2 separate regions of the Homo sapiens genome follow, and region 1 is linked to region 2. Evidence: chromatin loops called from intact Hi-C (ENCODE). Cell type or tissue: Calu3. All regions are shown on one strand. Each heading gives the region's core, and the rest is flanking DNA. Links, peaks and the distances in the headings are about the cores only. Region 1 overlaps VSTM2B-DT (VSTM2B divergent transcript). Region 2 has its middle 8.8 kb from the start of POP4.

Evidence for each region. A loop is a pair of places that touch in the nucleus more often than their neighbours do. Peaks named below come from ENCODE experiments on the same cell type or tissue, not always from the same donor. Only the 100,000 strongest peaks of a DNase experiment are listed, where the experiment ranks them.
Region 1: a loop joins it to region 2, with 7 times the contacts of the local background. A loop is called at or near these places in 8 of 110 quality-filtered maps.

What each region holds. Positions count from the first base shown.
Region 1 is chr19:29,464,906-29,470,286 of GRCh38, forward strand. The region is part of intron 1 of VSTM2B-DT (VSTM2B divergent transcript); the gene reads right to left. Among named protein-coding and RNA genes, the nearest start is that of VSTM2B-DT, 58 kb to the right of the region's middle. In Calu3, for the core only: a CTCF peak has its summit at 3,167; a DNase peak (open chromatin) is centred at 3,106.
Region 2 is chr19:29,594,809-29,600,189 of GRCh38, forward strand. No RefSeq gene overlaps it. Among named protein-coding and RNA genes, the nearest start is that of POP4, 8.8 kb to the right of the region's middle. RefSeq lists enhancers at 1,151-1,651, 1,652-2,152. In Calu3, for the core only: no CTCF peak of the experiment used is centred there; a DNase peak (open chromatin) is centred at 2,623.

The sequences.
Region 1 (5,381 bases), core at 330-5,329, 130 kb before region 2:
AACCCAAATGTCCAACAATGATAGACTGGATTAAGAAAATGTGGCACATATACACCATGGAATACTATGCAGCCATAAAAAATGATGAGTTCATGTCCTTTGTAGGGACATGGATGAAATTGGAAACCATCATTCTCAGTAAACTATCGCAAGAACAAAAAACCAAACACCGCATATTCTCACTCATAGGTGGGAATTGAACAATGAGATCACATGGACACAGGAAGGGGAATATCACACTCTGGGGACTGTGGTGGGGTCGGGGGAGGGGGGAGGGATAGCAAAAAAAAAAAAAAGTGTATTTTTATGGAATACATAAAAGGTAACTCTTGTGAGTTATGACTTTGAAAAAAAAAAAAAAGAAATTAAAATCATTTGAGAACCACTGACTGTAAAAAAAAAAGACAGACAGTTTATCTTAAGAATAACTGGTGTTCCTAAAGAAAAAAATCCAACAAGTAGAACAAAATATGTATTCAAAGATATAATACAAGAAATTTTCCCTGTATTGAAAAAAATAAATGAACATGCTAAAAACAAAACAAAATAAACAAAATAGCACAATGTGTTTTAGCAACATTTGATACAGAAATTCCAACACAAAGACACAGCCCATCCAATTAAGTTATTAAACTTCAAAGTTAAGAGAGAAATTTTTACATATCTAAGCAGAAAGAGAAAAATCACACACAATGGGAAAATCAGGCAAGACACTGACTTCTCTACAGCAACACTCAGAGCCCGACAAAAAGGTATTAATGTCTGTGTTTGGAGGGAAAGAAAAGGCAGCAAAGAATATTACACCCAGCCAAAGTTATTCATGTATAAAGGCAAGAAGCATCCATTCTGAAATGTTAAATACTTCAGGAAATGTAGAACACAGAAGCCTTTTTCAAGAAAATAAAATGAACTATTCACAATTAAATCCAAGCAATTAACAGATTAGAAATACGTAAAAATAAACATAGGAATTGAGACATTGGGGTAGAAGAAGGAGGAATGAGCAGAGAGTTCACTTAAATATAGATAAACATTAAGTAACTCAGGGAATTATGATGACAGAACAAAGTGTGAAATTAATTAAGCTGGACAAGGTAAAAGTAAAAAAGCTAACAACTCTTGGGAGATAGGATGGTAAAATGACGGGGAGGTGAGTAAATCAACATCTCATCTTTCAAAGAAAGGAGCCAATAGACTAAATTTGAAACTTTTGAGAAAACTCGAAACTTGAAATGAATTTTTTTTTAAAAAAATGACTATAAACTCCTGATGTGTTTCACAATCTCTCTTTTTTGTTTTTAAGGGATTTTCTGGGAAATAAATTTTACATAAAAAAATATGTATTTGAAGTTCACAGTTCCCTCAGTTTCACTTCACTTACATTTTCTTCTATTAAGTAAAATTAAATACTTTATATTTTGAAATAACATCTAGAGATGGTCATTTTTTATAAAGATAAGTATTTGTCCAGGTATCCATGTTACTTTCTATCAGCATACATAGGTGTCTGGAATTATGTTTGCCTAAGTTAGTGAGATTTAGGGTTTTTTAAAAGATTTTCTTCACTGTACATTTTTGCCTCATTTAACGTCTTTATGATATGCATGATTCATTTTTATAAAAGCAATAGAATGATTTCCTTAAGGCAATTATGCCAAGATATTAATTATAGTGATTAATTTCTGGTAGTAAGAATACTGATGGGTTTTTTTTGTTTGGTTTGGTTTTTCATAATGCAACTTAAACTTCAAAAAATATAGTTAGGAAAAATAAGGATGGATAATCATGAAAAAATAGAAGTAAAATCTGTAATTTCTAAATCAGGAGAGGAAAGTGATGAAAGCTTTAGTAATTAAATGTAAATGAGGAAAAGAGTTGAAGAGAAGAAAATAAAATGGTAAAGAAAACATATATCAGACCCTGTTGAAAACAAACAAAAAAAGAAAACATAAAATAAGCAGTAAAAATAAGTTCAAATAGATCATGTCAGCACTTGTAATAAATATAAACAGGTTTAAGTTATAAATTAAAGGACAGAGTCTAACAAATTGGATTTTTCTTAATCTAGTGATATTTTGCTTATAAGAGACACACGAAAATAAATGACCCAGGAAGGTCAAAAATAGAGGAATGGAAAGAATATCGCTGGCACAACAACAACAAAGCAGAATAGCAATATTAGTAGCAGATAAAATCTAACTTAAGGCAAAAAGCATTTATGGAGATAAAGAACTCCATGTAATTATAAAAGGAAAGGACTCACCAAGGAGATATAACAGTCATGAATTTTATGTACCTCACAGCAACATAGCCTCAAAAATGTGTAAAGCAAAACTGACAGAATTTTAAGAAGAAACTGATAAATCTATAATCAGAGTGGGAGATTCTGGCTCACTGTATTGGAAATTGCTCCAGCAGACAAAAATTACTTATAACATAGAAAACTTGTACAACATCGTAGCAAGCTTGGTCTAATAGATATACAAAGAATCCGTCAACAAATACAAAGTGTGCATTATTTTCAAGAAGATAAGGAATACTTACAAATAACAAATCTTGCAACAAAAGTCTCAACAAATTTCAGAAAATCAAATATCAACAAATATTATTCTCAGACCCCAATGCAATTAACTCAGAAATTGACAATTAAAAGACAAAAATATAGAATATTTTAAAATTACACTCCTAAATTACTTGTGTGTTAAAAGTGCAAATTACCGAAACATTAAAATATCAGGGGCTAAAGGAAAACAGGGTTCTACAAAACATAAGTTGTGGAATAAATTCAATACTGTTCTTGATAAATTCATTTACATAAAAAGAGTGAAAATAAATGTTATACAACTCAAGAAGAAGATTAAACTCAAAAAAGGAAAAGGAAGAAAATGATCGTAGTTAAGGACTAGAATGTAAGTAGTTTATTAAGGAAGTACTCCCAGAAGAAACAAGTAAGGAAGTGGGAAAACACAGTAAATACAGAGAAGATTTGTTCTGTCTTACGGCAAAAGAGTTGAGATATACTGTATCTAGCCAGTTACTGGCTACAGGATGTCTGAGGTGGGAAGCATGTAAGCCTCAGGCACCTTTAGCTCTCCATACCAGCAGGTGGCTCCAGTGCCCAACAGCAGTCCTTTGAAGATTGCAAGTGCAAATTTTTAAGAGCAAAATACACGGAAGCTTTGGGAGATGAGCTTACTGAGCTGGTAAATAGAATGCACAGGCATTTAGTAAGGGCATCCAGGGAGGCTACTACAGAATTTTACAGAGGAGGAAAACAAGTACCACCACCAAAGGAAATGTTCAATACAACCAGAAATCACTCATTTTAAAAGAACGAAGTAGATAGATCTCTAGAAAAACAGATGAAGAACAGCAAAACTGCATTTTTCAAAAGGCAATATGTAAGCAGCCAACATTGACTACGCCTAGTACGACATATCTCTCCCACCCATTACAACTAAAAATTCTAGACAAAATACAAAAAGCAACTACCTGGGGGTTTTGAAAAGTTAACAATTCCAGAGCAACCACTAAGAAAAGTGCCAGTAGATTAATTTAAAAGAAATTTAAGAAAAAAAAAGAAGGCAGAAAAGAAAAGAAAAACAAAAGTAGAGAGGACAACAAACAACAATAAAACGTAGACCTAAATCCAAACATATCAATTATTGTGTTAAACGTAAATGACTTAAACATCAAGTAAAAGACAGAGATTATCTATTTGGATTTTCTAAAGACCCACATATCTGCTATACAAATACTTAAGGAAGAAACAGTAACAACTCTATTCAATTTATTTCAGAATATAGAAAAGGAATGAATACTTCCCAACTCATTTTGTAAGAGATGTATTACCTTGATTTCAAAATCCAACGAAGACATTACAAGGATTTTTAGAAGTTAAAAACTACAGATCAATATTTCTCATGAGTGTAGATGCAAAATTATCACCAAAATATTAACAAATTCTAATAATATTATAAAGATAATACACCACGATCACATGAGGTTTACTCTGAGGATGCAAGGTTAGTTTAACCTTGCAATCAATGTATCGTATTAGCAGACTAAAGAAGAAAAACCATGTGATTATCTTAATAGATGCAGAAAAAGCACTTAACAAAAGTTTACCACCATGACTTTTTTTAATACTCAGCAACCTAGGAATTTAAGAGAACTTTCTAAACCTGATTAGGGCCATCCACAAAAGAAACCTACAGCTAACATCAAATTTAATAGTGAAAGATGGAATGCTTCTCCCCTAAAATGAGAAACAAGGCAAAGATATCTACCTTCATCTCTCTTATGCAGCATCATACTGGAAGTCCCAGCTAGTTTGACAAGGCAAGAAAGGGAAATAAAAAGCATACAGATTGCAAAAGAAGAAATAAATATCCCTTTATTTTCAGATAACATGATGTTAAATTAAATACATTAAATACAAGATCAATAAACAACAAATCAATTGTATTTCTATATACTAGCAATGAAAAACATTTAAAATATGTTTTACCATTTACTGAAACAGGAAACACATAGATATAAATCTAACAAAATATATGCAAGACCTGTAGGCTGAAAACTATGAAACACTCATAAAAGAAAACATTCTTTTCTTTTCTAAATAAATGGAGTGACAAATGTATGTCCAGAGGTTGGAAATTCAGTATTGCTCTCAATTCTCCCTAAAATGGTCTACAAATTCAATGCAATCTCAATCAAAATCTTAGCAGAAATTGTTGCAGATACTGACAGGGTGTGTCTAAAATTTATTGGGAAAGGCAAAGGAAATAGAGTAACCAAAAAAATTTTGAAAAATAAAAGTAAAGTTGGAGGACTCCCACTACCTGATTTTAATGCTTATCATAAAGCTACAGTAACCAAGAGAGTGTGATACTCGTGGCAAGATAGACATATAGATCTATGGAAAATAAAGAAACTCCAGAAATAGACACAGACAAAGGTGGCCAACTGATTTTTGACAAAAGTGCAAAGGCAAGTCAACTGAGAAAAACATAATGCCTTCAACAAATGGTGATTAAACAATTAGGCAGACAAAAACAAACTCTACTGACCCATCCACACCTCACACCTTATGAAAATATTAAAACGTAGTATAGGAATAAATGTTAAATTACAACACTTCTAGAAAAAAAGGAAATCTTTATGACTTTGGGTTAGAAAAAAATTCTTAGATACATCGCAAAAATATGATCAACAATAGAAAAAAAATGAATTTGATCCAAATCAAAAACTGCTCTGTGAAAGACACTACTAATAAAATGAAATGAGAAGCCACAGACTGGGAGAAAATATTTGCAAATCATTTATCTGACAAGAAAAACTTCTATTCAGACTATATCTTAAAATCTAAAAACTCAACA
Region 2 (5,381 bases), core at 225-5,224:
GTCATGAGTTCAAGACTAGCCTGGCCAACATGGCTAAACCCCGCCTCTACTAAAAATACAAAATTAGCCAGACATGGTGGTTCATGCCTGTAGTCCCAGCTACCCAGGAGGCTAAGGCATGAGAATTGCTTGAACCCAGGAGGGGGAGGCTGCAGTGAGCCGAGATCACACCACTGCACACCAGACTGGATAACAAAGCAAGACTCCATCTCAAAAGTAAATAAATAAGTAAATAAATACATACAAATAAAAAATAAAACCCTGGAAGCCTTTGCCGTTGGATTATTTCTGCCTCTCTCTATATTTGATATAGTCAATTTCCATCTTTCAATTTAAAGTTTTCTCACAGTGGTGATAAAATATTGGGTTTGGGAAAGAAAATGCCTGCTGCAGGGGAAGAAGGAGGAGGCTGTTCTCTGGAGCACAAGGAGCCGAGGCTGCTCAAAGTTCTGCTGTGTCATTTTTCCTCCTCATTGCCGCCCAGTGAGCATCAAGCATCACTGGTATTAGGGGATAGGAACGGCTTTTAAACCTCTGTCTTCAGGGCCCGTCTGCCAGGTGCAGTTTCTGGCTTCATGTGTTGAGTAGGTTGGTCAAATCAAATCTCCTGGACCCCCTCCGAGGATGTGGTTGCCCTGGGCCCTACACAGTGATACATCACACAGCTTCATCCCTTCCAATTAGCGCCCGGTACGCGAATTGATGTACTGAGAATTAACATCATTGATCTTCATCCAAGAATATGGCCAACAAGGCATAATTTTTTTCTGATCAATGTTGCTGATCAATGACCTAATATAAAAAAAGGAAAAAAGGAAGGGCATCCCCAGGCATCAGGGTGGATTGATGCGCCTCTATGCATGCAGTTCCAATAGACCTCAGGGCCTGTTCTCTGCTGGGGATTCACATTAATAACAGACAGTCTTTCAAGCACAATGAGAAACTTGTGCTCCATGCTTCCAAGGAAATCCCATGTTTCTCCAAGAGAGAGGGGAAATCAGGCACCTCCTATGGCAACCAGCCTCGGGGCAGACAGAACTCAGTGCCTGCCACAGCTAGGTAAGGCCCGGTGGCCCACTTTATAGAAGTGGCAGGAACCAGTGGGCTCCCCACGTCCACCCCCTCTAGGCCACTGTCTTTGTGCCACAGTTTATTGGGATCCTCTGTGGGAGGTGGACCAGGGAATAATAAGGAAAGAAAACAATTTACTTCTCCCCAGTTATATCCAACCGAGGTAAGTCAAGCTCTCTGGGAGTCTGTCCACGGCAGAGGAAATTCTAGCTCCAGGTTTCCAGTGTGAAGGCAAAAGGGTGAAATTGTCCACGTGTTACCAATCTCAAGTCTCCCTGCTTTTTATCTCCTCCCAGGGCTCCTACTGCCCCCACCCCCTGCCCCCAGCGCGACTCCATTAGTCATGCCTCAGCTGCCCAGCAAGAGGCTCACCTTGTCACACTGCAGGGTTTATTTATTACCCACGCTGGGGGTATTTGCATTTCAAAATAAAACCCTGCAGAAAGCAATGGCTCCATCTAAAAGAATGACTCTCCATTGTTTGAATGTCAAGCACTGTGGTTCACTGGAGCAGGGCCTCCCAGCTTGGTACACCGTTGGGGTTGGGGGACCAGCATTTATGATACCCTGGAATGACACTGCTTAGGAAGCCACCTTTTTGGTGCCTTTCAGTTGATTTCAGGCAGTCATTCATGCACTGTTTCTCGAACACTGTCTGTGCATCTGCCCGGCACCCACACTACGGATGCACGATGGTGACAGGCAGCACTGTGACAACAGCATGGCAGAGTTTACCATTCCTGCCGTCCCCTCTGCTTTTGGCCTCTCCTCCACAATTACTTGCTTTTCCTTGATAAGGAGGAGGGAAAATTGCAATCTAGTCTCCTAACCCAGATGTCACCAACAAATATCACCAGATAGTCACTAACCTCAAAAAATGAGGCTTAATTGGTGGCAATTTTGCTAAGTAACTTCAGTTCCTTTTGTCTCAGTTTCTACCTTTATATGGAAAAGGACACTTGTCACATGAAATTCATGAGCTCATGTCTATACCTCACTGCCCAGTGTTGTATTATTTACTCTGCGGTATGAGTGTCTCTTTCCATTGTAATAACAAGGTCACTGGGCAGAAAATCACTTCATAGAGAAAGGGGTAAAGGACACCTCCAAAAGAAAAAAAAAAAAAAAAAGACAGGAGTGGAAATCAATCCCTCACCTTCCTCAAAGCAGCCCTGTCTCGTAACTGCCACAATCTAGCTGTGAATCCTGCCATCTGGAAGCACCCCCACACCCTCCTTCCGCCTCGCTGACACACCATCAATTTCCAAATGTAACCGACAATCCCACCTCTTCCCCAGGGTCTCGTAATTTCTCTCTCCTTTTGCCCTCTATCTTATTTAAACCACTTGACTCTGTCCTGCCTATTCTGGAGGTGTTGATCAAAAACCAGTTACATTGTTTATAGAGAAATGCCCTCAGCTTCTGGATGTCTGCAGTTTCTAGTCACAACGGCTGTGATTCTTTGAAGTGGCCAGTAAACCAGATTTTTGACAGGTGTGGAGGGAAATAATTCCCAGACTGAGGAAAGAAGCTGCAAGCCGTTGTCTCATTCCTTGTGTTAGAATGCCATCAAGTGACAGACCAGAGAACACCGCTGCAAACCTTGAGCACCTTTTATGTCTAATATTCCAAGACCTCCCTGGGAGAGAAAATATGTAAACCAATAAATATAAATGCCAAAATAACCCGTCACGGTCCAAATGGCCAAATTAGTATTAAAGGCAGTTCTTGTCCAGGTGTCAAGAAGCCTTATTTATTTGTTTATTTATTTATTTATTTATTTAGATCAAGTCTCACTCTGTTGCCCAGGCTGGAGTGCAGTGGCACGATCTCAGCTCACTGCAACTTCTGCCCCCCAGGGTCAAGCAATTCTCATGCCTCAGTCTCCCGAGTAGCTGGAATAACAGGCGAGCACTGCCACACCCGGCTAATTTTTGTATTTCTAGTAGAAACAGGGTTTCACCATATTGGCCAGGCTGGTCTCGAACTCCTGACCTCAAGTGATCTGCCCGCCTCGGCCTCCAAAGTGCTGGGATTACAGGCGTGAGCCCCTGCACCCGCTCAGAGTTCCTTACATTCTTGAATAGAATATAAGATGGTAGAAACCTAACAATCTGAGAATTATAACCCAATTTTCAGTATTGCAATGCTGGGTCATGTTTTACCATTTGGTTCCCGATGGGAAGAAGCCAGGGGCAACCCTCAAAGCCACCAGTGCTCCAAAAGGAAAGGCCAACGGGGGCCGCCAGGTGGGTGCTAAAGCTGTATCCTCCATCCAGAGGCTCACGGCTTCTGGGGATCCTCAAGAAGCCTAAAGACCCAAGAGAAACAGGGGAACTTCCTCAAGCTCACAAAGAGAGCAGCTGCACCCCAGCCCCGGCCCCTGCTGCTCTGCAGATAAGTGCCAGGTATGAAATGAGGGCCGGTCCTCGGAATTGTGCATTGACAGGCAGGGTTGAAGCCTCAGGAATGAGGTAATGGTAAATGCCTGCACACACAGATTTAACATTTTTCATTTTTTTTCCCCTCTTAGAGACAAGGCTCACTCTGTCATCCAGGCTAGAGTGCAGTGGCTTAATCATAGCTCAATGCAGCCCCGAACTCCTGGGCTCAAGCGACCCTCCCGTCTCAGCCTTCTGAGTGGCCGGGACCACAGAACTAGTGATAGCATGGAGAAGATGGAAATGACACTGTGTCCAGACCAGAAAGGGGGCATTCTACAAGCTGACAATCTCCATGTCCCAGCACTTCAGACAGCTGAAGCCCCTGAAGCCTCAGACAGCTGAGGGCTCCTGGCAGTGAAGCAGCCTTCAGGCCCCAGAGCACCCAGAGAGCTTCTCCCAGGGTCCCTCTCTCTCTAGCACCAGTGGTACCTGGGCTGCAGGGAGGTTGGTAGGGGTCCCCAGGGATTCCTTCATGTGATAAGCTAGACACGGGGCCCCAAAGAGGCTTCAGGGCTTGAGGAAGATAAATATTTATCAGATCATTACAAAGGAAGAGTGTGGCTGGGCAAGGTGGCTCACGCCTATAATCCCAATACTTTGGGAGGCCCAGGCAGGCAGGTCACTTGAAGTCAAGAGTTTGAGACCAGCCGGGACAACATAGTGAAGCCCTATCTCTACTAAAAGTACAAAAATTAGCAGAGTGTGATGGCGCATGCCTGTAGTCCCAGCTATTCGGGAGGCTGAGGCAGAAGAATCGCTAGATCCCAGGAGGCAGAGGTTGCAGTGAGCTGAGATGGCATCACTGCACTCCAGGCTGGGTGATGGAGCAAGACTGTCTCAAAAAAAAAAAAAAAGCTAAAAACAAAAAACAAAAAACAAAAAAAAAAACATAGGAAGAGGGTATATGGTCTGGGGAAGTATTCTCAGTAGTTACAAAAGTGTTAAGTCGGCCTGGGTGCAGTGGCTGATGCCTGTAATCCCAGCACTTTGGGAGGCCAAGGTGGGAGGATTGCTTGAGGCCAGGAGTTCAAGACCAGCCTGGACAACGTAGTGAGACCCCCAATTTTACAAAAATGTTTTTAATTACCCAGGCGTGATGACATGCACTTATGGTCCCAGCCACTCAGGAGGCTGAGGCGGGAGGATTGCTTGAGCCCAGGAGTTCGAGGCTATTGTAAGCTATGATCAAGCCACTGCACTCTAGCCTAGGAAACAGAGCAAGACCCTGTCTCTAAGGAAAAAAAATTTGTTAAATCGGAACATGCAGGTATTTACCATCACAGGGAACATTGAAAGTATTTTTTAGCTTTGAATTTCCATGCCTCTGCTGAAAATTCCTCATCTGCTCACCTGTTTGACCCATCTTTCCCTCTAAGTTTGTTAATCTATTTATAATAGTATTTTAAAGGCCTCGTCTTCCAGTTCAGCGTCTGGGTCACCTACGCTTCTGCTCTAGTGACTTTCTTTCCATGATTGTGGGTCACAGTGTCCTGTTTCTGTGGGTGTCGTATACACTGTTTTTTATATTTCAAGCTGGATGTTGTATATTAAAGAACAGCAGAGACTGGAGAAGACCAAAGGGTCTTTCCATCTCCCAGAAAAGGCACCCCTTTTCCTTTCAGGAAGCTTTGCTGAGGGGTTGACCTCTGCACAGAATCAGGTTTAAATAGCTTCAGATCCCCTCTGGCTTCAAATCATTTTCGTTTTTTGAGACAGGGTCACACTCTGTTGCCCAGGCTGGAGTGCAGTTGCAATCATAGCTCACTGTAGCCTTGACCTTGACCTCCTGGGCTCAAGCAGTACTCCTACCTCAGCCTCCAGAGCAACTGGGACTACAAGTGTGTGCCACCACGCCTGGCTAATTTT